2 separate regions of the Homo sapiens genome follow, and region 1 is linked to region 2. A link is a loop called in an ENCODE intact Hi-C map of the cell type or tissue named here. Cell type or tissue: dorsolateral prefrontal cortex. All regions are shown on one strand. Each heading gives the region's core, and the rest is flanking DNA. Links, peaks and the distances in the headings are about the cores only. Region 1 holds the start of KIF22 (kinesin family member 22). Region 2 holds the start of SPNS1 (SPNS lysolipid transporter 1, lysophospholipid).

Region 1 (12,119 bases), core at 5,194-7,693, 820 kb after region 2:
AGAACCTACGCTGAAATATTGGGGGCTGGTTCTTCTGATACCCAACACCATGGCTCACAGCTGTAATTCCAACACTTCCAGAGGCCAAGGCAGGAGGATCACTTGAACCTTGGAGTTTGAGGTTGCCATGAGCTATGATTGTACCAGTGCACTCCGACCTGGGTGACACAGTGAGACCTTGTCTCTAATAAGAAGAAAAAAATGCCATTTTAAAAGTGTACACTTTCATGGTTTTTAGTATATTCACTGTATTGTACAACCATTACCACTACCTCATTCCAGAACACTTCCACCACCCCCAAAAGAAAGCAGTTACATCTGTTCACTGTAGTGCCAATTACTCAACCCCTTGTCATCCCCTGGCAACCACCACTCAGGTGTACTTTCTATGTCTGTGGGTTTGCTATTGTAATTTGAAAGTTCACTGATGTTACTTTAATTTGGTTTCATTTTGAATACAGTAAATATGGATCAAAACCCATATATACGGAGCATCTTTAGAGGCCTCATTTTTGTTTTTTTTTTTTTTTTTGAGATGGAGTCTTGCACTGTTGCCCAGGCTGGAGTGCAGTGGCGTGATCTCGGCTCACTGCAACATCCACCTCCCAGATTCAAGCGATTCTCCTGCCCCAGCCTCCCCAGTAGCTGGGAATACAGGCGCCTGCCACCACACCCTGCTAATTTTTTTATTTTTAGTAGAGAGGGGTTTTCACTATGTTGGCCAGGCTGGTCTTGAACGCCTGACCTCGTGATGCACCTGCCTCGGCCTCCCAAAGTGCTGGGATTACAGGCGTGAGCCACCACGCCCAGGCTAGAGGCCTCATTTTTTAAGACTAATGGGATCCCAAGGCTAAACGTTTGAGAAACACTGATCTAAGATTTGTGTTTTGTTTTGTTTTGTTGTTCAATCAAGTGGAACATAATGTCTAAACCAGGGCCTTACCTACCTGGAACTCAAAGGTGGAATGACCTTCCCTGGCCAAGCTTCCAGAAGGGACAGGGAGCTACTTAACAGACTGCTGGACCCTTAACGACTGGAAACCGGAACCGTGGGTGACGGAACCGACCAGACGTGACAGCCCTTTGGCTGGGGCTGCAGTCCCACGATCCACACAACGACTCTGGCTCCGCAGACGCGCCAACCACCCACGGAGGCAAGAAACTGCCGAGAGTGAAGGGAAAGGGAGCCCAGTGCTGGGCGGCACTCAGCAGCTCCCCCAGCGGCCACTGTCGCCAACGTCTCCGCGTCGGGGTTTGTACCGCAGCTCGCGTCCAGTCGTCAATGGCTGCGAGGCCCATGCGCGCTCCAGCGTCCTGACCAGGGGAACGTTTTCCTTAGGGACCCGGAGGCGAGCGCTGGAGGGAGGGATGGTTGCTAACGCAACTCTCTGCAGGGCAGACCCACCAGCACCCGCACGCAAACTACGGGCTGGAGCAGTCTAACAGAAACTCTCTCAAAGTCGCTCACGGGTTGCCATTCTAGGTAAGATTTGTGAATAAAACTAATTCTTTAAAAGCCTGAGTTTTTCTTTAGTTGACAGTTTTAATTAACATACTCTTTTCTTTCCTCTTCTGCAGACCCAGCCTCACCATTCCAATGAAGACATCAATTAACCCATGCACAGCCGCTACAAACGGGGAGCTCATTGCCTGCAGGGAAGGACCCTCTACAGAGAGCTACCTGGGGGCTGGGAAGCAGGACCCCAGGCTGAGTCCTGCCTTTTGGTAGTGCCCCGCCCCGGCCAATGCGGCTGTTATATCAAAGTACATAAAAGTGAAGGCAAAGGGTGTCCACGTGGGATAGACTGGCATAGCTTCCTGGCCACCCATGGTGCTCCATTATCTCTTCGAGGACCCCTTCTCCACGAGACCCTCCAGGTCTGGTCCTCTATCGTCCAGCCCCCATTCTCTTCTCCATCACTGCTGCTGTGTCCCAGATGACCTTAATTTAATCTTCACATATTTGAAGGACAGAATCATCGGCCTCACCCACTAATTATTATTATTATTATTTTATTTTATTATTATTATTTTTTGAGACGGAGTCTCGTTCTGTCACCCAGGCTGGAGTGCATCACTGCAAGCTCCGCCTCCCAGGTTCACGCCATTCTCCTGTCTCAGCCTCCCGAGTAGCTGGGACTACAGGCGTCCGCCACCACGCCTGGCTAATTTGTTGTATTTTTAGTAGAGACGGGGTTTCACCGTGTTAGCCAGGATGGTCTCGATCTCCTGACCTCGTGATCTGCCCGCCTCGGCCTCCCAAAGTGCTGGGATTACAGGCATGAGCCACCGCGCCAGGCCTAGACCCACTAATTATCTTTTATGGCACAAACTCTATGTTTTACTTTTGCCCAGGCTGGAATACAATAGCGGCATGATCTCCGCTCACCACAACCTAGCCTCCTGGGCTCAAGTGATCCTCCCACCTCAACTTCCCAAGTAGCTGGGAGTACAGGCATGCGCCACCACACTTGGCTAATTTTAAAATGTTTTGTAGAGAAGGGTCTCACTAGGTTGCCCAGACTGGTCTTGGACTCCTAGACCCAAGCTATCCTCCCACCTTAGCCTCCCAAAGTGCTGGGATTACAGGAATGAGCCACTACATCTGACCTCCTTTGCTTCTTTTAAAGACATAGTTTGGAATTTTTTTTTTTTTTTTTTTTTTTGAGACAGAGTCTCACTCTGTCGCCCAGGCTGGAGTGCAGTGGCGCCATCTCGGCTCACTGCAAGCTCCGCCTCCTGGGTTCACGCCATCCTTCTGCCTCAGCCTCCCGAGTAGCTGGGACTACAGGCGCCCGCCCCACACCTGGCTAATTTTTTGTATTTTTAGTAGAGACGGGGTTTCACCGTGTTAGCCAGGATGGTCTCAATCTCCTGACCTTGTGATCCGCCCATCTCGGCCTCCTAAAGTGCTGGGATTACAGGCGTGAGCCATCGTGAGCAGCCTTTTTTTGAGGAGTCTCCAACTGTCACCCAGGCTGGAGTGCAGTGGTGCCATCTCGGCTCACTGCAAGCTCTGCCTCCCGAGTTAACGCCATTCTCCTGCCTCAGCCTTCCGAGTAGCTGGAACTACAGGCACCCGCCACCACGCCCAGCTAGTTTTTTGTATTTTTAGTAGAGACGGGGTTTCACCGTGTTAGTCAGGATGGCCTCGATCTCCTGACCTCATGATCTGCCTGCCTCAGCCTCCCAAAGTGCTGAGATTACAGGCGTGAGCCACTGCACCCGGCCTGGAAGTTATTTTTTAAAAATCAATTGTTTCTTTCTCTGTCATCCCAGCAGGAGTGCACAGGCATGACCTCAGCTCACTGCAACCTCCACTTCCTGGGTTCAAGCGATCCTCCTGCCTCAGTCTCCCAAGTAGCTGGGACTATAGGCACATGCCACCACATCTGGCTAATTTTTTTTCTTTCAGATGGAGTCTTGCTCTGTCCCTCAGGCTGGAGTGCAGTGGTGCAATCTCAGCTCACTGCAACCTCCAACTCCTGTGTTCAAGTGATTCTCCTGCCTCAGCCTCCTGAATAGCTGGGATTACAGGTGTGTGCCACCACGCCGGGGTAATTTTTGTGTCTTTAGTAGAGACAGGGTTTCCCCATGTTGGCCAGGCTAGTGTCAAACTCCTGACTTCAGGTGATCTGCCCGCCTCAGCCTCCCAAAGTGTTGAGATTACAGGCATGAGCCACCACGCCTGGCCAAACCACCCTAATTTCTACCAGCCAGATGCAGATCCTTAAAACAACCCTAGGAGGTATTTCAACCATTATTCCCTTTTAATATCTGAGGAAATGGAGGCACAAAGAGGCTAAATCTCTGGTCTGGGCAGCCTGGCACCAAGGCCCTGTACCTAAATGGTTTATTCAAACATAGAAGCCCTATCTCCTTGATCTATGCTCTTTTCACTATTTCTGGCAGGTTTCTTACCAAATATCTGGAGTTGACAACAAATGTGAAAACTGAACAGCCTTTTCTGACAGGCAAGGAAGACCAAACTGCCAATTGCCAATGTCAGATGTTCTCAAAGTATGGTCCAGAGACTTCTGGGAGTCCCTGAGACACTTTCAGTGGGTCTACAAGTTCAAAACTATTTTCATAATAAAACTAAGATACCAATTGACTTCTCTTGCATTGTTTCTCAAGTATATAGTGGAGTATTCAAAATACTATATTATATGTGACATCACAACAGCATGAATGCAGAAGCAGATATGAGAATCTAGTTTTTTTGTGTGTCTTTGAGACAAGGTCTCCCTCTGTCACTGAAGCCAGAGTGCAGTGGCACCATCACGGCTCACTGCAGCCTCAAACTCCTGGGCTTAAGCAATCCTCCCACCTCAGCCTCCCAAGTAGCTGGGAATATAGGTGTGTGCCACCATGCCTGGCTAATTTTATTTTTTAAGAGATGGAGGTAGGCCAGGCACAGTGGCTCACGCCTGTAATCCCAGCACTTTGGGAGGCCGAGGCGGGTGGATCACGAGGTCAGGATATCAAGACCATCCTGGCTAACACGGTGAAACCCCGTCTCTACTAAAAATACAAAAAATTAGCCGGGCGTGGTGGCAGGTGCCTGTAGTCCCAGCTACTCGGGAGGCTGAGGCAGAAGAGTGGCGTGAACCCGGGAGGTGGAGCTTGCAGTGAGCCGAGATGGCGCCACTGCACTCCGGCCTGGGCCACAGAGCGAGACTCCGTCTCAAAAAAAAAAAGAGATGGAGGTCTAGGCAGGGCTTGGTAGCTCACGTCTGTAATCCCAGCACTTTGGGAGGCCGAGGCGGATGGATCACCTGAGGTCATGAGTTCAAGACCAGCCTGACCAACATGGAGAAACCCCGTCTCTACTAAAAACACAAAATCAGCCATGCACGGTGGTGCATGCCTGTAATCCCAGCTACTCGGGAGGCTGAGGCAGGAGAATTGCTTGAACCCAGGAGGCGGAGGTTACGGTGAGCTGAGATTGCGCCACTGCACTCCAGCCTGAGCAACAGAGAGAGACTATGTCTCAAAAAAAAAAAGTGCACACCTCTCTGGTTTTTAGTATGTTTATTACGTTACGCAGCCATCATCACTACTTCATTCCAAAATATTTAATATTTCCATCACCCCCAAAAGAAACTCGTTATATCTATTGCTGTAGTGCCAGCTCCTCAGCCCCTCACCATCCCCTGGCAACCACTACTTAGATGTCCTTTTTATGTCTATGGGTTTTTTACTGTAATTTTTAAATTCATTAATGTCAACTTTAATTTAGTTTCACTTCACACACAGTATATACGGCCAGGCCTGGTGGTTCACACCTGTAATCCCAGCACTTTGGGAGGCCAAGGCGGGTGGATCACTTGAGGTCAGGAGTTTGAGACCAGCCTGGCCAACATGGTGAAACCCTGTCTCCATAAAAATACAAAAATTAGCTGAGCGTGGTGGTGCACACCTGTAATCCCAGCTACTCGGGAGGCTGAGGCAGGAGAATCACTTGAACCCAAGAGGCAGAGGTTGGAGTGAACCGAGATTGAGCCACTGCACTCTAGCCTGGGAGATGGAAGTGAAACCCCGTCTCAAAAACAAAAAAACAAAAACCCTCATATACACAAAACATCTTTGGAGGCCTCATTTTTAAAAACTGTAGTGGGATCCCAAGGCAAAACGTTTCAGAAACACTGATCTAAGATTTGTGTTTTTTGTTTTGAGACGGAGTCTCACTCTGGCGCCGTGGCTGGAGTGCGGTGGCACCATCTCGGCTCATTGCAACCTACACCTCCCGGGTTCAAGCGATTCTCCTGCCTCAGCCTCCCGAGTAGCTAGGACTACAGGCGTGCCACCATCCCCGGCTAATTTTTGTGTTTTTAGTAGAGACGGGGTTTCGCCATGTTGGCCAGGCTGGTCTCGAGCTCCTCACCTCAGGTGAGCCTCCCGCCTCAGCCTCCCAAAGTGCTGGGATTACAGGACTGAGCCACCGCGCCCGGCCCGTGTTTTGTTTTGTTGTTCAACAGGGTGGAACATAATGTCTAAACCTGGGCCCTACCTACCTGGTGCTCAAAAGTGGAATGACCGTCCCTAGCCAACCCTTCAGAAAGGACAGAGAGCTACTCAACGGACTGCTGTACTCTTAAGGACTGGGAACCGGAACCGTGGGTGAGTGGGACTGAATCACAGACTAAGCGTTTTCCACGCTTCGCCGACGTGCTGAGTGCCAAGTTATAAAGACAGGAACATCCAAGCTGCTCTCCTGGGCTGACACGGACGCGAGGGGACCTACAGTGGCCTTGGGCCCAGCAGGCAGCGACTGCAACGTGACTGCCCAGAGTCCAGCCCCTGGGGCCCAGATCTACAGAACCGACCAGACGTGATAGCCCTTTGGCTGGGGCTGCAGTCCCACGATCCACACAACGACCCTGGCTCCGCAGACGCGCCAACCACCCACGGAGGCAAGAAACTGCAGAAAGTAAAGGGAAAGGGAGCCCAGTGCCGGGCGGCGCTGAGCAGCTCCCCCAGCGGCCACCGTCGCCAACATCCCTGCGTAGGGGTTTGTATCGCAGCGCGCTTCCAGACATCAACGGCTGCGCGGCCCACGCGCGCGCATGCGTCCTGACCAGGGGAACCTTTTCTTGGGGACCCGGAGGCGAGCGCTGGAAGGCGGGATAGTGGCGACCCACACGCAGCAGCTTCCGGCGGCGCGTAGTCTTGATTGGTGGAACCTGGGAGAGGGGGCGGGGCACCGGGGAATTCGAATGGGAGAGGCGGGCCCAAGGAGGGAGTGGAATGGCCGCGGGCGGCTCGACGCAGCAGAGGCGACGCGAGATGGCGGCAGCTTCAGCGGCGGCGATCTCAGGTACTTGAGCCCGGCCTGGGCAAGGCGGGTACCGACGTCTGGAGTTTAGTGGGAGTTATGTGTCGGAGTGTGGTCCAGGCTCTGCGGGTTGTCGCGGAGAGGCGGCCATGGCGCAGGGGCGGGGAGAGGGGGACGGTGAGAGTGTGGGGTCGCGAGCCGGTCGCCCCGCCTGGCTCCTGCCTTCTCCCTGTTTCCTGCTCTCCCCTTGGGTCAGTAGACTCGGGTCTCCGGTCCAGGCTCTTGGCTTGAACCCCGCGCACTTTTTCTTTGTGAGCTTCGGTTTCTTCGTCTGTGAAACGGGGGTCATGGCCTCATCCCTGGAGATCACCTGAATAAGCAAGAGAAGAGTGGCGGACGCTCTAGCCACGAGGACGAGAAGAAGGGAGCCGGAGGCGTGTATTGGGAAGGGTTCTGTGTGGGACATGGTGTTTGGGTGCAGAGACATCCCTGAGAGATGCAAGAGGACGGGCTGAGGAACAGACCCGGCTGCTGCTGGGTTTGAGTTGGCAGCGTAAGATGCTCTGCGATTACAGGAAAACGAAATAAAAGACTAAAATTTCCTTTCACTCTAGCATGGAAGTGAATGCTATTTTAGGGTTGGAAAGGCTGTTAGGACACCCAAAATCTTGTATGTGAGTATTTGTTTACATGTGCCTCTCTAACCCGGAGACTTAATCCTCGTTAGTGATGATGGTGAGCGCCATAGTAATTCACTGGAGCCCTCGTTAGCCTCGTGGGGAAACAGACATTTAGGAGAATGCCTAACACATGTAGAGCTCTTGCTATGTGCCAGGCACAGTTGTAGGCATTTTATGGTGGTGAACCATTTATTGTCCACACAATGCTATCAGGTTGTTACTATTACTGTCTTTGTTTTACACAGGAAACTGAGGTTAGTTTGTTCAGAGTTAACACAACTAGTAAATATTGGGGCTTGAATTCGCTCTCAAGGAGTCTGAGTGTAGAACCTCTGCTCTTAACCATTATGCCCAAGTACATGTTATCCCTGCTGGCTGAGCACAGTCTCCCCTTACCCTTCGAAGATGCACTGTGTCCGGTGCATGGTAGATATGAAAATGCCTGAATGAATAATGTCCCTTCCTCGAGGAATTTACAGTCTGTTTCAATAGAGTGTCACATACGTAGATGTAATACGAAACACAATGAGAGATGTGTATAAACTGAGGGTGTGGAATCTGAAGTAAGCCCTTGAGTATTCTGGGAGGACTTCATTAAGGGAGTGAATGATACTTGAGATGGGTTTCAAAGGTTGGATAGGAGTTTGCCAGGCCTTGACTAAGAAGACAAGAACAGCAAGTGTTTTCTTATTTATGATGTAAGATGCTCTCTTAGCTCAATTTCCTCATCAATAAAAGGGAGAAGAGTGAATGAAATTTAGGAATTGTGAAAGAAGGGAAAATTAATAATTGCTAGCCTGGTCCAAGCTCAAGGTTGCTTTTATCATGAAAGGGCTAGACTCTTGTGCAGTAAATAATTGTTTACATGTGGCCCTCCCCTCTTCCCTCCTACCCTGGACTGTGAGCCCTGGGGCAGGAATGGCCGTGAGCCATTTTCATGATGGAAATGAACAAGCCAGTGATTAGTAGTTTATTCACTAAATCTTAATTTTTTTCAGCAAATACTTCTTGAGGGCCTACTCTGCGCCAGGTGTTGGGGTTAGAAAGGTGAGCAGGATAAAACTTGTTCTCACAGTTGGCAGTCAGGTGGAGAAAGTGACAAACACGCAATAGTGGGGTGTGACAAATGCTTATGGAGGGGCTAACATGAGCTGTGGTTGCACCTGATAAAGCCTTAGTGTCTACCAGGAAAGGGTTTTTGGTTTTGTTTTTTAAGAGGAGTTAAAATGTGTTTACCTTAGTCACTCCAGGGTGGGGTGGGGAGCAATGCAGATATTCTAGGGAGAGAGATTAACGTGGACAAAAATCCAAAGGTGCAAGAGAACTTGGAGTTTTGTAGGAAGTGAAGGAAATTCATCATGACTGGTAACTTACACTGCAAGGAAGGAAACAGAGGGAATGACTAGAGGGCAGGGAGACACCTTGCTACCACCAGCAAGGAAGGCTGTAAAGACCATGACCTTGGGCAGAGGTAGTGCAGTGGGAGTGGAGAGAAGTGGACTTGTTCAAGAGAGATTTAAAGAGATAGACTTGACAGATGTTAATGATGAACTGATGTGGGAGGTAAGAGACGTTGGAGTTAAAGACTCCCACTTTTGGGGTTGGTGCCATTCATTTACATCAGAGATCAAAGGAGGAGGCTGCAGAGAGATGGGGAAGGAGGGTTCAGTTTAGGACAGGTGGAGTTTAAGAGGAGCCGTCGGCTGGGCTCACGCCTGTAATCCCAGCATTTTGGGAGACCAAGGTGGGTGGATCACGAGGTCAAGAGATCGAGACCATCTTGGCCAACATGGTGAAACCCTGTCTCTAAAATTAATCAAAAATTAGCTGGGCGTGGTGGCGTGCACCTGTAGTCCCAGCTATTCGGGAGGCTGAGGCAGGAGAATCGCTTGAACCGGGAGGCGGAGATTGCAGTGAGCCAAGAGCGCCACTGCACTCCAGCCTGGCGACAGTGAGATTCTGTCTCAAAAAAAAGGAGCCGTCAGGGCAGCCGTTCAGAACGTGGGCTGCAGTTGAGAGCTCTTGTGCAGAACGTGCAATAGGACTTATCAGCTGTAAGATGTTACTGAAGCCAAGAGGGCGGGTGACCTGCCTATGAAATGAATCTGAGTGGTCTCAGCTCGGGGCAACTTTGTCCCTCACAGGACATTTGGAGATGTCTGGAGAGATTTTTAGTTGTTACAACTTGAGGGTGAGGGTGGAGAATGCTACTGGCATCTAGTAAGCATATGCTAACAGTCTAAATGCACAGGACAGCCCCACAACGGAATTAGCCAGCCCGAAATGTCAGTAGTGCTGAAGTTGAGAAATGCTGGTCTAGAGAAAGGATAGACGGATCCTAGGATGAGGAGTGAACAGAAAACTAGGTAAGACAACCAGGAAGGTGGGGGGCATGGAAATGAAGGGAAAAGTGTGTTTCCCAAGAGTGTCGCATACTTCTGGGAGGTCCAACAGGATTGAGGCTGAGTATGCCTACTGGATCTAGCACTAGGGAAGTCATGGGTGACCCTGCTGAATAGTGAGGGCAGAAGCAAGTTGCAGGGATGGAGGAGTGGGTAGCAAGAGAAAGGGTGTAATAATAACAGCTAAGGACTGAGCAGTTGCTGCCAGGCACTGTGCTAAACATTGTATGTACATTATTACTTTGAATCCTCACATTCTTATGAGATGCAAAGATGAAGGGGCTAAGGAGGCTGAGGAGGGTTCATATAAAGCACTTTGGAGTTAGATCTTCATTTGAAGCTGTCAGTCACTAGCTGTTGACCCTGGGTCAGTCAGCTAACCCCTCTATACTGAGGTTTCCTCATCTGGAAAATGGGAGACGGACATTAAAAAGCACTTACTGGCCTTTCACCAAATACCAGATAATGTTCTAAGCACTTTTACATGAATCACCTTAATTACTCTCCTAACAACCTAACAAAGAGGTATTTTTATTCCCATTTTGCAGGTAAGGAAATTGAGGCACTGGGATGGAAAATAATTTCCCTAGGTTACTTAGCTAGCTGTAAATGGCAGAGCTGGGATTTCAACCCAGGCCATTTTACCTTGAATGATGAACCTACCTACTATGTGCTAGTCACTGTGCTGCCACTTTATCTGGCACTTATTTCAATTATCTTTTTTTTTTCTGAGACACAGTCTTGCTCTGTCACCCAGGCTGGAGTGCAGTGGCGCAATCTCTGCTCACTGCAACCTCCACTTCCCGCATTCAAGCAATTCTTGTGCCTCAGCCTCCCAAGTAGCTGGGATTACAGGCGTCCACCACCATACCTGACTAATTTTTGTATTTTTAGTAGAGGCAGGGTTTCACCACCACGCTGGTCTCGAACTCCTGACCTCAGGTGATCTGCCCACCTTGGCCTCCCAAAGCGCTGGGATTACAGGCATGAACCACTGCGCCCGGCCAAATTCTCAAAAAGCCCAAGGCCCACCCCCAACCTTATTTTACAGACAAGGAAACCAAGGTCCAAGGTCACAAGCTAATAAATGTCAGAGCTGGAATTGAAGTCCACTTCTGTCTGACCAGAGTCTACACTCTACCTCATTACTGACTTCCCCTTCCCCTTAGATTGATCACTGCGCTTCCTTAAGTGCTTCTACATCTGCCATCTTTCTGTTCTCCCAAAACATCCTGTGAAAGCAGGCAGAGGAAGGTCCTGCACATATTTTTGACAAGTCAGTGCACCTCAGTTTTCTATCTGCACACATGCATCTGCAGGTTTTTACCTGCTTGCTCCTGACTTTCAGGATTGCCATGAGGAACAAATGAGAACTAGATGTCCAAGCGCTTTGCTACCATAACGTGAGAAATGGTATTAGTAGCCCCATTTATCAGATGATGGAATGGAGGTTCAGTTTTTGAAACAGCCCGTCTGCTTATGGGCATGCCTTACTTAGGTGTAAGATTCTTTGTAGGGGTCATCTGTCTGCCTTTTCGTCTTGCTGTTTCTGTGTTGGCTACGTATACCAGCCAGCCTTTTGCCTTCTGCGAGGCCTATGGCTCCTAGCAACCAGCTGCTACCACCAGCAAGGAAGGGAAAGAGCTGCCAGGAGCTTTCCCAGTTGGTACATAATAAGGAAGCAATACAGCATCCTATTAAAAGCAGATTTTTAGAGGGGAAGAGATCTAGGTTTGAATTCCACTATGAGCTACAGTATGTTATCCTCCAACGTAAAATAGAGTAATACTCTCCTTAGATATTTTCAGCTCATTTAACCCCCACAAAAATAGAGGGCTTTTCTTTTTTTAAGTTTTATCTTCATTGTGTTTTCTGATGATAAAAATAATTCAGTTGCCAATTCTAAAACAAAACAAAACAAAAAAAACTTAATCATCTGAAGCAAATTCAGGGTTAAGTTTACATGAGAGAAGAATTGCATGTCGGTGGTTTTTGCAGAACCCACATAATTCCCCATCAAGAGAAGATCATCATTAACAGTTTGCAGGGGTGGGTGGGTCTGTGAGTATACATACGTCTCAATACATATTAGAAACCCCAGTTAAGAAATGGAGGTACAGGCTGGGCAGGGTGGCTCACACCTATAATCCTAGCACTTTGGGAGGCCAAGGCAGGCAGATCACTTGAGGTCAGGAATTTGAGACCAGCCTGGCCAACATGGTGAAACCCTGTTTCTACTGAAGATACAAAAACTAGCCA
Region 2 (11,039 bases), core at 3,120-5,619:
TAGGACTGGTCACATTGTCTTTTGTGTGTCCCACCTCTGCTTGGAGTCTGGCTTGGTACACCCATCCACGCATCCAGGTTTTGCTTCCCTATGGGACTGTAAGTTCCTTGAAAATAAACTCTTCTTAAAAATCTCTTGGCTGGGCCGCAGTGGCTCATGCCTGTAATCCCAGCACTTCAGGGGGCTGAGGTGGGAGGATCACTTGAGGCCAGGAGTTCCAGACCAGCCTGGGCAATCTAGTGAGACCCCATCTCTACAAACATAAAAAAAATTAGCCAAGTGTGTGGTGCATGCCTGTAGTCCCAGCTACTCAGGAAGGAGGCTGAGGTGGGAGGATTGCTTGAGCCCAGGAGTTCGAGACTGTAGTGAGCTGTGATTGTGCCACTGCACACCAGCCTGGGCAACAGAGCAAGACCCCATCTCAAAAAAGTCTCTTGCTTGGTGTCTGACACCTTGACACAGTAGTATCCTAACAAATGTTTGTTGAATGATTAAACTCCTGTCTCAAAGAATCCCAGCATCATCCATCTCTGCGTGAGCCAGAAAAGCTTCACTCTTGATCCCTTTTCATCCCCCACACCCACTGCATCACCCGTTCAACTTAATAGCCCCAGCTCCCTCCCAAATCAGCTCCCTCTGCCCGTCTCCATGCTGTCCTAGGCCAAGCCACCACTGCCTGCAGCCTAGGCTAGTGCCACAGCCGCTTCACGGGTGGCTGTTTCCCCTCTGGCCTCTCAAATCCATCTTCCATGCTGCAGCCAGAATGATATTTTCTTTGGTTTTTTCTTTGTTTTTTTTTTTTGAGACGGAGTCTCAGTCTGTTGTCCAGGCTGGAGTGCAGTGGCGCGATCTTGGCTCACTGCAACCTCTGCAGTGAGGTTCAAGCGATTCTCCTGCCTCAGCCTCCCAAGTAGTTAGGATTACAGGTGTTCACCACCACGCCTGGCTAATCTTTGTATTTTTAATAGAGACAGGGTTTCCCCATGTTGGCCAGGCTGGTCTCAAACTCCTGAACTCAAGTGATCCTCCTGCCAAAGTGCTGGGATTACAGGCGTGAACCACCACTCCCGGCCTATTGTAGTTTAATTAATATGCCTAAACATTGACTCATTTTAAGCATACAGTTCAGTGAATTTTTTCAAAAAATTATTTATGTAGAGACAGGGTCTTGCTCTGTCACCCAGGCTGGAGTGCAGTGGCGCAATCATAGTTCACTGCAGCCTCAAACTCCTGGCCTCAAACATCTTCCCATTTCAGCCTCCCTAAGTGCTGGAATTACAGGCATGAGCCACCATGCCTGGCCTTCAGTGAGTTTTGGTAGATGTACACGGTTGTGCAAAAGTTTCCTTCTCTTGCCCATGACCCCAGGCAACCACTAATCTGCTTTCTGTCACCTTACTTTTGCCTTCTCTGGATGTTCATATAAATGGAATAACAGTATGCAGTGTTTTGTGTCTGGCTTCTTTTACTTAACACAATGTTTCTGCGTTTGTATCAGTAGTTCTGTTACAGGACAGGGGTCCCGATCCAGACCCCAAGTGAAGGTTCTTGGATCTCGTGCAAGAAAGAATTCAGGGTGAGTCCACAGTGTGAAGTAAAAGCAAGTTTATTAAGAAAGTAAACTGGGCCGGGCACAGTGGCTCACACCTGTAATCCTAGCACTTTGGGAGGCTGAGGTGGGCGGATCACCTGAGGTCAGGAGTTCAAGACCAGCCTGGCCAACATGGCGAAACCCTATCTTTACTAAAAATACAAAAATTAGCTGGGCGAGATGGTTGGGGCCTATAATGTCAGCTACTTGGGAGGCTGAGGCAGGAGACTCACTTGAACCTGGGAGGCAGAGGTTACAGTGAGCTGAGATCATGCCATTGCACTCCAGCCTGGGCTACAGAGTGAGACTCCGTCTCAAAAAAAAAAAAAAAAAAAAGTAAACTGGTGAAAGTACAGCTACTCCATAGACAGAGTAGGACATTCCTGAAAGTAAGAAGGGGAAGGCATCCACCTTATGTACAAGACTCATATATATGGGGAGATGTGCTCTGCTACAAGGGTTTGTGATAAAGGATTTTTTTTTTTTTTTTTTTTGAGATGGAGTCTCGCTCTGTCGCCCAGGCTGGAGTGCTGTGGCACGATCTTGGCTCACTGCAACCTCCGCCTCCTGGGTCCCAATTTAAGCAATTCTCCTGCCTCAGCCTCCTGAGTAGCTGGGATTACAGGAACACGCCACTATGCCCAGCTAATTTTTGTATTTTTAGTAGAGATGGGGTTTCACCATGTTGGCCAGGCTGGCCTTGAACTCCTGACCTCGTGATCCGCCTGCCTTGACCTCCCAAAGTGCTGGGATTACAGGCATAAGCCACTGCGCCCGGCTAATTTTCTTAATTACTATATTTAGCAAGAATCAATATTGTTATCTTTAAAGCAAAATTAGGAATGCTTTGTTCTCCATATATTGGGATATCTGGACACTCCCAAGTCTGGGTCTGTTTAGTAAACATTATATTATTATTATTTGAGATGGAGTTTTGCTCTTGTTGCCCGGGTGGGAGTGCAGTGGTGCTCTCTCAACTCACTGCAGCCTCTGCCTCCCAGGTTCAAGTGATTCTTCTGCCTCAGCCTCCTGAGTAGTTGGGATTACAGGTGTGTGCTACCATGCCCGGCTAATTTTTTTTTTTTTTTTTTGAGACGGTGTCTCACACGGTTGCCCAGGCTGGAGTGCAGTGGCACAATCTCGGCTCACTGCAGCCTCTGCCCCCTGGGTTCAAGCAGTTCTCTGCCTCAACCTCCCGAGTAGCTGGGATTGCAGACGCCCACCACCACGTCTGGCTAATTTTTTGTGTGTGTTTTTAGTAGAGATGGGTTTTCACCATCTTGGCCAGGCTGGTCTTGAACTCCTGACCTTGTGATCCACCCGCCTCGCCCTCCCAAAGTGTTGGGATTACAGGCGTGAGCCACTGCGCCCGGCCTAGTAAACGTTATTGTTTCCTTAACCATAAACATGTCGAGTCTAGGAATGCCTTACTTTCTGTAATTCAGTCCAGCAAGTCCCAGCCTTATTTTCCTAACCGTCACTCAAGATGGAGTCACTCTGGTCCGAACGTCTCTGACAGTTCATTCCTTTTTCTTGTTAAGCTATTCCCGTTGTATGAATAGATTATGCCCCTGTTGATGGACATGTGGATTCTTTTCATTTTTGGGCTATTATGAATAATGCATTTATGAACATTCATATACAGGTTTTTGTTTGGACACGTTTTCATTTCTCATTGGTGGTTACCTAGGAGTGGAATTGCTGGGTCATATGGGAAGTGTATATTTAATTTTTATTTATTTAGTTTTTTTGTAGAGATGAGTCTTGCTTTGTTGCCCAGGCTGATCTTGAACTCCTGGGCTGAAGTGATCCTCCCACCTCAGCTTCCCAAAGGGCTAGGATTACAGGCATGAGCCACTGTGCCTGGCCAAAAACACAATTTTTAAAATGGACAAAAGAGCTGGGTGCAGTGGCTCACACCTGTAGTCCTAGCATTTTGGGAGGATGAGGTGGGAGGATTGCTTGAGTTCAGGAGTTCCAGACTAGCCTGGACAACATAGCGATAACTCATCTCTACAAATATAAAAATTAAAATGACACTGGGCATGGTGGCTCACCCCTGTAATCCCAGCACGGTGGGAGGCTGAGGCGGGCAGATCACTTGAGGTCAGGAGTTCAAGACCAGCCTGGCCAACCTGCTGAAAGCCCATCTCTACCAAAAATACAAAAAATTAGCCGGGTGTGGTGGCACGTGCCTGTTATCCCAGCTACTTGGGAGGCTGAGGCACAAGAATCGCTTGGACCCCGGAAGTGGAGGTTGCAGTGAGCCGAGATCCCGCCACTACACTCCAGCTCCAGCCTGGGTGACAGAGCAAGCGTCTGTCTCCAAAAAAAGAAAGAAAGAAAAAAAAAAAGAGTTCTTTACATGGATACAAGTCCTTTGGCAGATAGATGCTTTGTAAATATTTTCATTCAACCTGTGGCTTGCCTTTTCACTTCAGAGGTGCAATTTACAATGCGTATCACTCTCTAGATAAGCTCCACGAGGGAAGGGAGTAAGTCTGCCTTTCCCTGAAACCTGGTAAAATGCCAGGCACATACATGTTCAATAATATCTTGTTGAGGGAATTAAATGCCTGCAACCTGAAGTTCCTGTCCGCCAGGGGAAACCAAGCTTAAGGTTCTGAAACACGAGGCACCTAATATGGGGGGGGGGGGGGGGTTAAAGCCAATTATGGGTATTCGGACTCGAAATAGTTTCTAACAAGGCGTTTTGGGGTTGGGGGATGCTCTCCCCACGAGATTCCAGGATTTCAGTAGAGGGCCTTTAAGGGCTGGTTGAAAGATGGGTCTTGAAGCTGTATTTGCACAGAACTATACTAATTTTACTTAGAGTGCTTTATTAGATGTAGCTTGGAGATTATAGGGTGCCACTAAAGAACCACTCCCAAGTTATCCCTTTGACCCTAGTCCTGCAGCTGGGAGTCTCCTTAGGCTAGGAGCTCCTGCCTGCCCTACAAAAGCCCACCGGAGGGCGCAAGGGCTCCAATCCCGATTGGAGTGAGGAAAAATATGCTCCAGGAGCGGCGGGTGGAGACGCTTCCTTTAATAGGTATTTAAGTGTCCACGGTGAAGGCTCAGGAGTTTACAAGGCTAGCAGGGTTGGGGAATCTCAACAAAGGGCGGGGCGTTGCTCAAGCTCCATCCGTCCGTCCGTCCATCCCTCCGTCCCTCCAATCCTCCATCCATCGCGCTGCTCAAGCTCCATCCATCCATTTATCCATCCATCCATCCATCCTTTATTGAGAGTAAAAAGCCGCCAACCAGACCCTGGGAGGAAGACAGGATGGTTCCCGAGAACTAGGGCTGCTCCTTGGCTTTTAGAGGTATCTACTACTTCCAAAACCTTTTGAGACCCCATTATCCCGTTTGATGAAGATGGAGTCTGCCACGTGGGGGTTCCAGATAAGACAGCTGAGATTCGGAAGGGCAGGCGACTCCACCTAGTCACGGGGACGCTCTTTTTGACGCTCCAGGGACCGCAGGGTCTGGGAAAGTTCCTGGTTACTCCGGCGACCGGCCGGCCGTCACATGACATGTGAGCCCGGGCGGAACGCCCAAGAGGCTTCCGTAGTCGGGTGGCAGGTCACGTGTCGAAGGCTTGCCCGCGGGGACCCCTTCCACCCTGGCTCCCGCGTCACATGACCGGCTTTAAGCAACATGGCGGCTGCCGTGGTGCAGCGCCCGGGCTGAGCGACAGCAAGTGCAGCGGGCTCCTACCCCGGGTGAGGGGTGGCCTCCGCGTGGGATCGTGCCCTCTTCAGCCCGCTCCTGTCCCCGACATCACGTGTATTCCGCACGTCCCCTCCGCGCTGTGTGTCTACTGAGACGGGGAGGCGTGACAGGGCCCGGGTCCCTTCTCAGTGGTGCTCTGTGCTTCAGGGCAAGCTCCCCGTCTCCGGGCGCACTTCCCTCGCCTGTGTTCGGTCCATCCTCCTTTCTCCAGCCTCCTCCCCTCGCAGGTGGGATCGTCGGTGGGACCGGAGCGCGGGCGGGCGCGGCCCCCCGGGACCATGGCCGGGTCCGACACCGCGCCCTTCCTCAGCCAGGCGGATGACCCGGACGACGGGCCAGTGCCTGGCACCCCGGGGTTGCCAGGGTCCACGGGGAACCCGAAGTCCGAGGAGCCCGAGGTCCCGGACCAGGAGGGGCTGCAGCGCATCACCGGCCTGTCTCCCGGCCGTTCGGCTCTCATAGTGGCGGTGCTGTGCTACATCAATCTCCTGAACTACATGGACCGCTTCACCGTGGCTGGTAGGGACTCACTTCTGGGAGGAAGATAGTCTAGGAGAGGGGAGCCAGGGTCCCGAGGGTGGCGCTGCTTTGCCGGACCATCCTGAATTTTCTCCTCAGGCGTCCTTCCCGACATCGAGCAGTTCTTCAACATCGGGGACAGTAGCTCTGGGCTCATCCAGACCGGTGAGTGGGGACCACTCCTGGTCACACAGCCGCTCCTCCTTCTGTTCTGTCTCAAGTGGGGCCACGCGCTGGCCTGTCTAGGGGCTCATTAATGGAGGTTTTGTGGCCAGTTAGGGGAGGTGATGGCCCTGATGTTGCTCGGGGGTCAGCGGGACACCACATTTAAAGAGGGAGTCAGTTTAGTATAACTAAGTATAACTTCACCCAGGTGAAGACAGACCTGGGTTTAAATCTCAGCTCTTCCACTTATTGTGTGATGGTAGGCAAGGCACTCAACCTCTCTAAGCCTCATTTTCCTTGTCTATAAGATGGAACAAGTAATAACACGAATCATCTCTTAGGACTGATGTGAAGATTAACTAAAAGATTGTCTGTGAAGGGCCTAGTGCAGTGTTTGGCACATGGTAGACACCCAGTAAATAATGGCAGGAGGGTTGGGTGTGGTGACTCACGCCTGTAGTCCCAGCACTTTGGGAGGCCAAGATGAGTGGATCACTTGAAGTTAGGAGTTCAAGACCAGCCTGGTCAACATGACGAAACCCCATCTGTACTAAAAATACAAAAATTAGCCAGGCATGGTAGCGAGCGCCTGTAATCCCAGGTACTTGGGAGGCTGAGGCATGAGAGTTACTTGAACCCGGGAGGCAGAGGTTGCAGTGAGCCGAGATCGCACCACTGCACTCCAGCCTGGGTGACAGAGCGAGACTCCATCTCATAAATAAATAAATAAGTAAAGGCAGGAGAGGGTGTCTGGAATGGGGAGAGGTGTGTTTTACTTGTTCACAACTTTGGGACTTGTGGGAGAGGCAAAGCTAGAGCCAAGCCCTTTTTCTTCCTTCCATCCTTCATTCATTTCTCAACCATTTCTGAGTACTCATTGTGTGCCAGGCCTGGAGGAAGTGATGATTACACCTGTAGGACTTTGCGAAGAACTTTTATGCCCCTTGTCTTCTAATCCTTCTATCAGTCAAAAATAGGTGTTACTGTTCCTATTTTATAGAGGAAGTAGGTAGTGATATCTACAGCTTATAAAGAAACTGAGGCTTGGAGAAGAGTTAAGACTTGCCCAGGGTCACACCACCAGTTGGAGGCGGAACAGGAATTTGAAACCAGGTCTTGCAGTGTTCTTTTCTCTACTCCAGGCCAATGAGGAACTGGAGGTATTTGAGGTGAAGTCTGGAGCAATGAGAATGGGATCATAGGGCAAGGTCTTCAAACCTCTGAAGAGTTGTTGAGTTAGAGCAGCAGCTCTTTCTAGGCAGCCGGATTTATTCACTCTCTTCACATGCTTATTGAGCACCTGTTTTGCACTAGGCTGTGTGTTAAGTAAGTGAAAGAAACACAGTCATGGCCAATACAGGCAAGGACCTTGCCTTGGGAGCTGATAGTACGCTATGCATGAGGCAGCAACAGCCAGTAAAACGCTAAACTAAAGTGGGACAGTTTTCCCATAGGGATAAGTGTTATGTAACAGAAAACAGTCCAGGCGCTGTGGCTCACACCTGTAATCCCAGCACTTTGGGAGGCCGAGGCGGGTGGATCACGAGATCAGGAGATTGAGACCATCCTGGCTAACATGGTGAAACCCCATCTCTACTAAAAATACAAAAATTAGCTGGGCGTGGTGGCACGCCCCTGTAGTCCCAGCTGCTTGGGAGGCTGAGGCAGAATTGCTTGAACCTGGGAGGCGGAGGTTGCAGTGAGCTGAGATCGCGCCACAGCACTCCAACCTGACAACAGAGCGAGACTTCGTTTAAAAAAAAAAAAAAAAAAAAAGAGAAAAAAGTAAATGTGAGAGTCAGGTACTGGATGTGTGCTCACCTGGGCAGCATGCTTCACCCTTGGCCCTGGGCAAGTATCTGAGCTGGAACCTGAAGGAACTATGCTCTGTGAAGTTTCAGGGGGAGAGGAGAGAATGTCCTTGATAGAGGAGGCAGTAGGTGCCTAAACCCCTAGTGGTATTGGCCTTGACAATTGGGCCATTGGGATGCAGACAGAGGAAGGGAAAAAGGCTGGCCATGAGTGTGGAGAGGTAGGCAGGGCCTAGATTGGACAGGGGCATTGTGAGCCATGGTATGCATGGAGTTTGGAGCTTGTTTTGGCTAGGTGGAAGGAATTGACAAGTAGTGGGACCATCCATTATACAATGGGAAATCTGGAAAGGTGTTCAAGATGGAGCTGGACCATCCGCCTGACAGGAAGCTCTGATGGGCTTCAGGCTGGGATGTGGGGGTGTTGTGAATTCTGTAAGGAGAAGGCAGGCATCTCCTGTGCTTTAGTGGTTCCAGCTGGGGTGGGAGTGGGAGGTAGGGGTACCTGGGCTGAGCTGTGACTCTCTGCTTCCCCCTAGTGTTCATCTCCAGTTACATGGTGTTGGCACCTGTGTTTGGCTACCTGGGTGACAGGTACAATCGGAAGTATCTCATGTGCGGGGGCATTGCCTTCTGGTCCCTGGTGACACTGGGGTCATCCTTCATCCCCGGAGAGGTGAGGCCCCAAGCTGGCTCCTGTTTCTGCCCACACCCCCTCCCTGTCAGTCTCTGCTGCTGCTCCTTGGAGCTATGGCAGACTGGGCCTCAGGGACTCCTGCAGTTTCCCTGGTCCATGCCATTTTATACCCCTCCTTGCCTGAGTTAACCTGCCCCACCCCATCCTCCCCTTTTCTTCCAGAGCATTCTCTGTCCATTATCCCCTCTTCCCCTGACCACTGACTCCTTCTACTCCATACCTAAACACTCCAAACCCTACCTGGCCTGCCCTCTCTCCCTCCTCTCATTCCTGATCAGACTTCCTGAAGGGCCCCTAGAGCGTGGTGCCAGTGTGGGTAAAAGAGCAGCCGGGGAGATGCCATCACTCTGCCTGCACTTCCTCACGCCTGCTCACCCCTCGAGCGCTGCCACTGACTTCTGCTCCCACCACTCCACGGACCCTGCTCTTGCCAAAGTTAACAGTGGCCTCCTAGTTGCTAAACACAGCTCCAACTTCCTGGTCCTGTTCATGCTAGGAGCCTCTGGCACTGTTGACCCACTCTTCCTTCCTGAAACTCTCTCCTACCTTTGCGATGCCACACTCTTCTGGCTTTCCTCCTGCCTCCCTGGCTGTTGCTTCTTTGTTCCTTTGAAGCCTCCTCTGTCTGTTCTCACTCCACCCCAGAACTCTGTCCTCAGCCCCAGGACCTACGTACTTTCCTTGGGTGACTGTACCCGTCCTTAGCTTCAGGTGCCTTTGGTAGACACATAAACTCCCATCTAAGGTCACTTATTCATTAAAAAAAAAAAATTAAAAAACTTTCCCCTACCAGGCAAGCAGGGGTTGTCTTATTTAGACCTTTTATTGTCTAGTCCTTGCAATAGCTCTGTGAAAAGTTGTTGTTATCCTCCTTTTGCAGATGAGGAAACTGAGGCTCAGAGAGGTTAAGTTATTTTCCCCAAATCGCAGCTAGTAAGTGGTGGAGCCAGGATGCAAGCTCAGGTCTGTGTGATTCTAAAACCCAGGCATCTCCCGCCATCCCTGCTGCCTCTTGGGAGCGGGCTGGTGAGGTAGCCCGGAGGCTGGTTGCAGGCTGGGGTGCCACCTCTCCCCGGTCTCTCTCCCCAGCATTTCTGGCTGCTCCTCCTGACCCGGGGCCTGGTGGGGGTCGGGGAGGCCAGTTATTCCACCATCGCGCCCACTCTCATTGCCGACCTCTTTGTGGCCGACCAGCGGAGCCGGATGCTCAGCATCTTCTACTTTGCCATTCCGGTGGGCAGGTGAGTGGGCCTGGGGCCTGGGGGAAGGCAGAAGGGCCTGGTGTGGGGGACTGGACTGACTGGCTGTCCCCCCTTTTTCCCCTCTCTCCCTCCCACAGTGGTCTGGGCTACATTGCAGGCTCCAAAGTGAAGGATATGGCTGGAGACTGGCACTGGGCTCTGAGGGTGAGTCTGGTCTTGGCCTGGGGGTAGGTCAGCGACGTTCTCACTGATCCCTGTTTCCTACCTTTGGACCCCTTCCCACCGCCCATTTTTCTTTTAAGAGACAGGGTCTTGTTGTGTCACCCAGGCTGCAGTGCAGTGGTGCAGTCATAGCTCACTGTAGCCTGGAACGCCTGAGCTCAAGTGATCCTCCCACCTCAGCCTCCCAAGTAGCTGGGACTATAGGTGCCCGCCACCATGCCTGGCTAATTAAAAAAACTTTTTCTTTTTGTAGGCTGGGTGTGGTGGCTAACACCTGTATCCCAGCATTTTGGGAGGCTGAGGCAGGTGGATCACTTGAGGTCAGGAATTCAAGACCAGCCTGGCCAACATGGTGAAACCCTGTCTCTACTAAAAATACAAAAATTAGCTGGGCGTGGTGGTGCATGCCTGTAATCCCAGCTACTCGGGGGGCTGAGGTAGGAGAATCACTTGAACCCAGGAGGCGGAGGTTGCAGCAAGCTGAGATTGTGCCACTGCACTCTAGCCTGGGCGACAGTGCGAGACTCCTTCTCAAAAAAAAAAAAAAAAAATTTTGCCAGGCATGATGGCTCACGCCTATAATCCCAGCACTTTGGGAGGCTGAGGTGGGCGGATCACCTGAGGTCAGGAGTTCTAGGCCAGCTTGACCAACATGGTGAAACCCTGTCTCTACTAAAAATACATAATTAGCCAGGCATGGTGACGCATGCCTGTAATCTCAGCTACTCGGGAGGCTGAGGCAGGAGAATCGCTTGAACCCGGGAGGCAGAGGTTGCAGTGAGCAGAGATCGTGCCATTGCACACACAAAATTTTTTTTTTTTGTAGAGATGGGGTCTTTGTATGTTGCCCAGGTTGGTTTTGAACTCCTGGCCTCAAGCAATCCTCTTGCCTTGGCCTCCTAAAGTGCTGGGCTTACGGGTGTGAGCCATGCGCCTGGCTCCAAATACCCCTTTTTTGGGGCAGCTCTCATTCTGCTGAGCCTGCAGGAGACTGGCTGCCCTCACCTGGAAGCCATGTGCTAGACAGAATTCTTGCGTGCAGGTGACAGAAGCCCATTGTAAAACTGTAAGCCCCCTAGAGGCCGGGTGCGGTGGCT

What was found. Hi-C counts contacts between places; a loop is a spot of excess contacts. Peaks named below come from ENCODE experiments on the same cell type or tissue, not always from the same donor. Only the 100,000 strongest peaks of a DNase experiment are listed, where the experiment ranks them.
Region 1: it touches region 2 in a loop (2.9-fold over the local background); 3 of 110 quality-filtered maps call a loop at or near these places.

What each region holds. Positions count from the first base shown.
Region 1 is chr16:29,784,010-29,796,128 of GRCh38, forward strand. It overlaps KIF22 (kinesin family member 22), which reads left to right and starts at 6,742. Exons shown (of 14, transcript NM_007317.3): 1 at 6,742-6,820. The coding sequence starts at 6,751. It overlaps LOC124903675 (a long non-coding RNA gene), which reads right to left and starts at 1,324. Exons shown (of 2, transcript XR_007065048.1): 1 at 948-1,324. LOC105371167 (a long non-coding RNA gene) reads left to right here and starts at 3,504. Exons shown (of 2, transcript XR_950983.1): 1 at 3,504-3,537; 2 at 3,913-4,114. RefSeq lists a silencer at 277-416 and enhancers at 1,273-1,362, 6,153-6,552. In dorsolateral prefrontal cortex, for the core only: CTCF peaks have their summits at 6,517 and 6,716; a DNase peak (open chromatin) is centred at 6,612; H3K4me3 peaks cover 2,081 bases; H3K27ac peaks cover 1,366 bases.
Region 2 is chr16:28,969,548-28,980,586 of GRCh38, forward strand. SPNS1 (SPNS lysolipid transporter 1, lysophospholipid) reads left to right here and starts at 5,231. Exons shown (of 12, transcript NM_032038.3): 1 at 5,231-5,845; 2 at 5,945-6,010; 3 at 8,361-8,497; 4 at 9,608-9,759; 5 at 9,858-9,924. The coding sequence starts at 5,605. RefSeq lists enhancers at 4,968-5,087, 5,168-5,277, 5,376-5,545, a cis regulatory region at 5,461 and a silencer at 5,498-5,587. In dorsolateral prefrontal cortex, for the core only: CTCF peaks have their summits at 4,558 (motif pointing right) and 5,215; DNase peaks (open chromatin) are centred at 4,584 and 5,164; H3K4me3 peaks cover 1,380 bases; H3K27ac peaks cover 1,192 bases.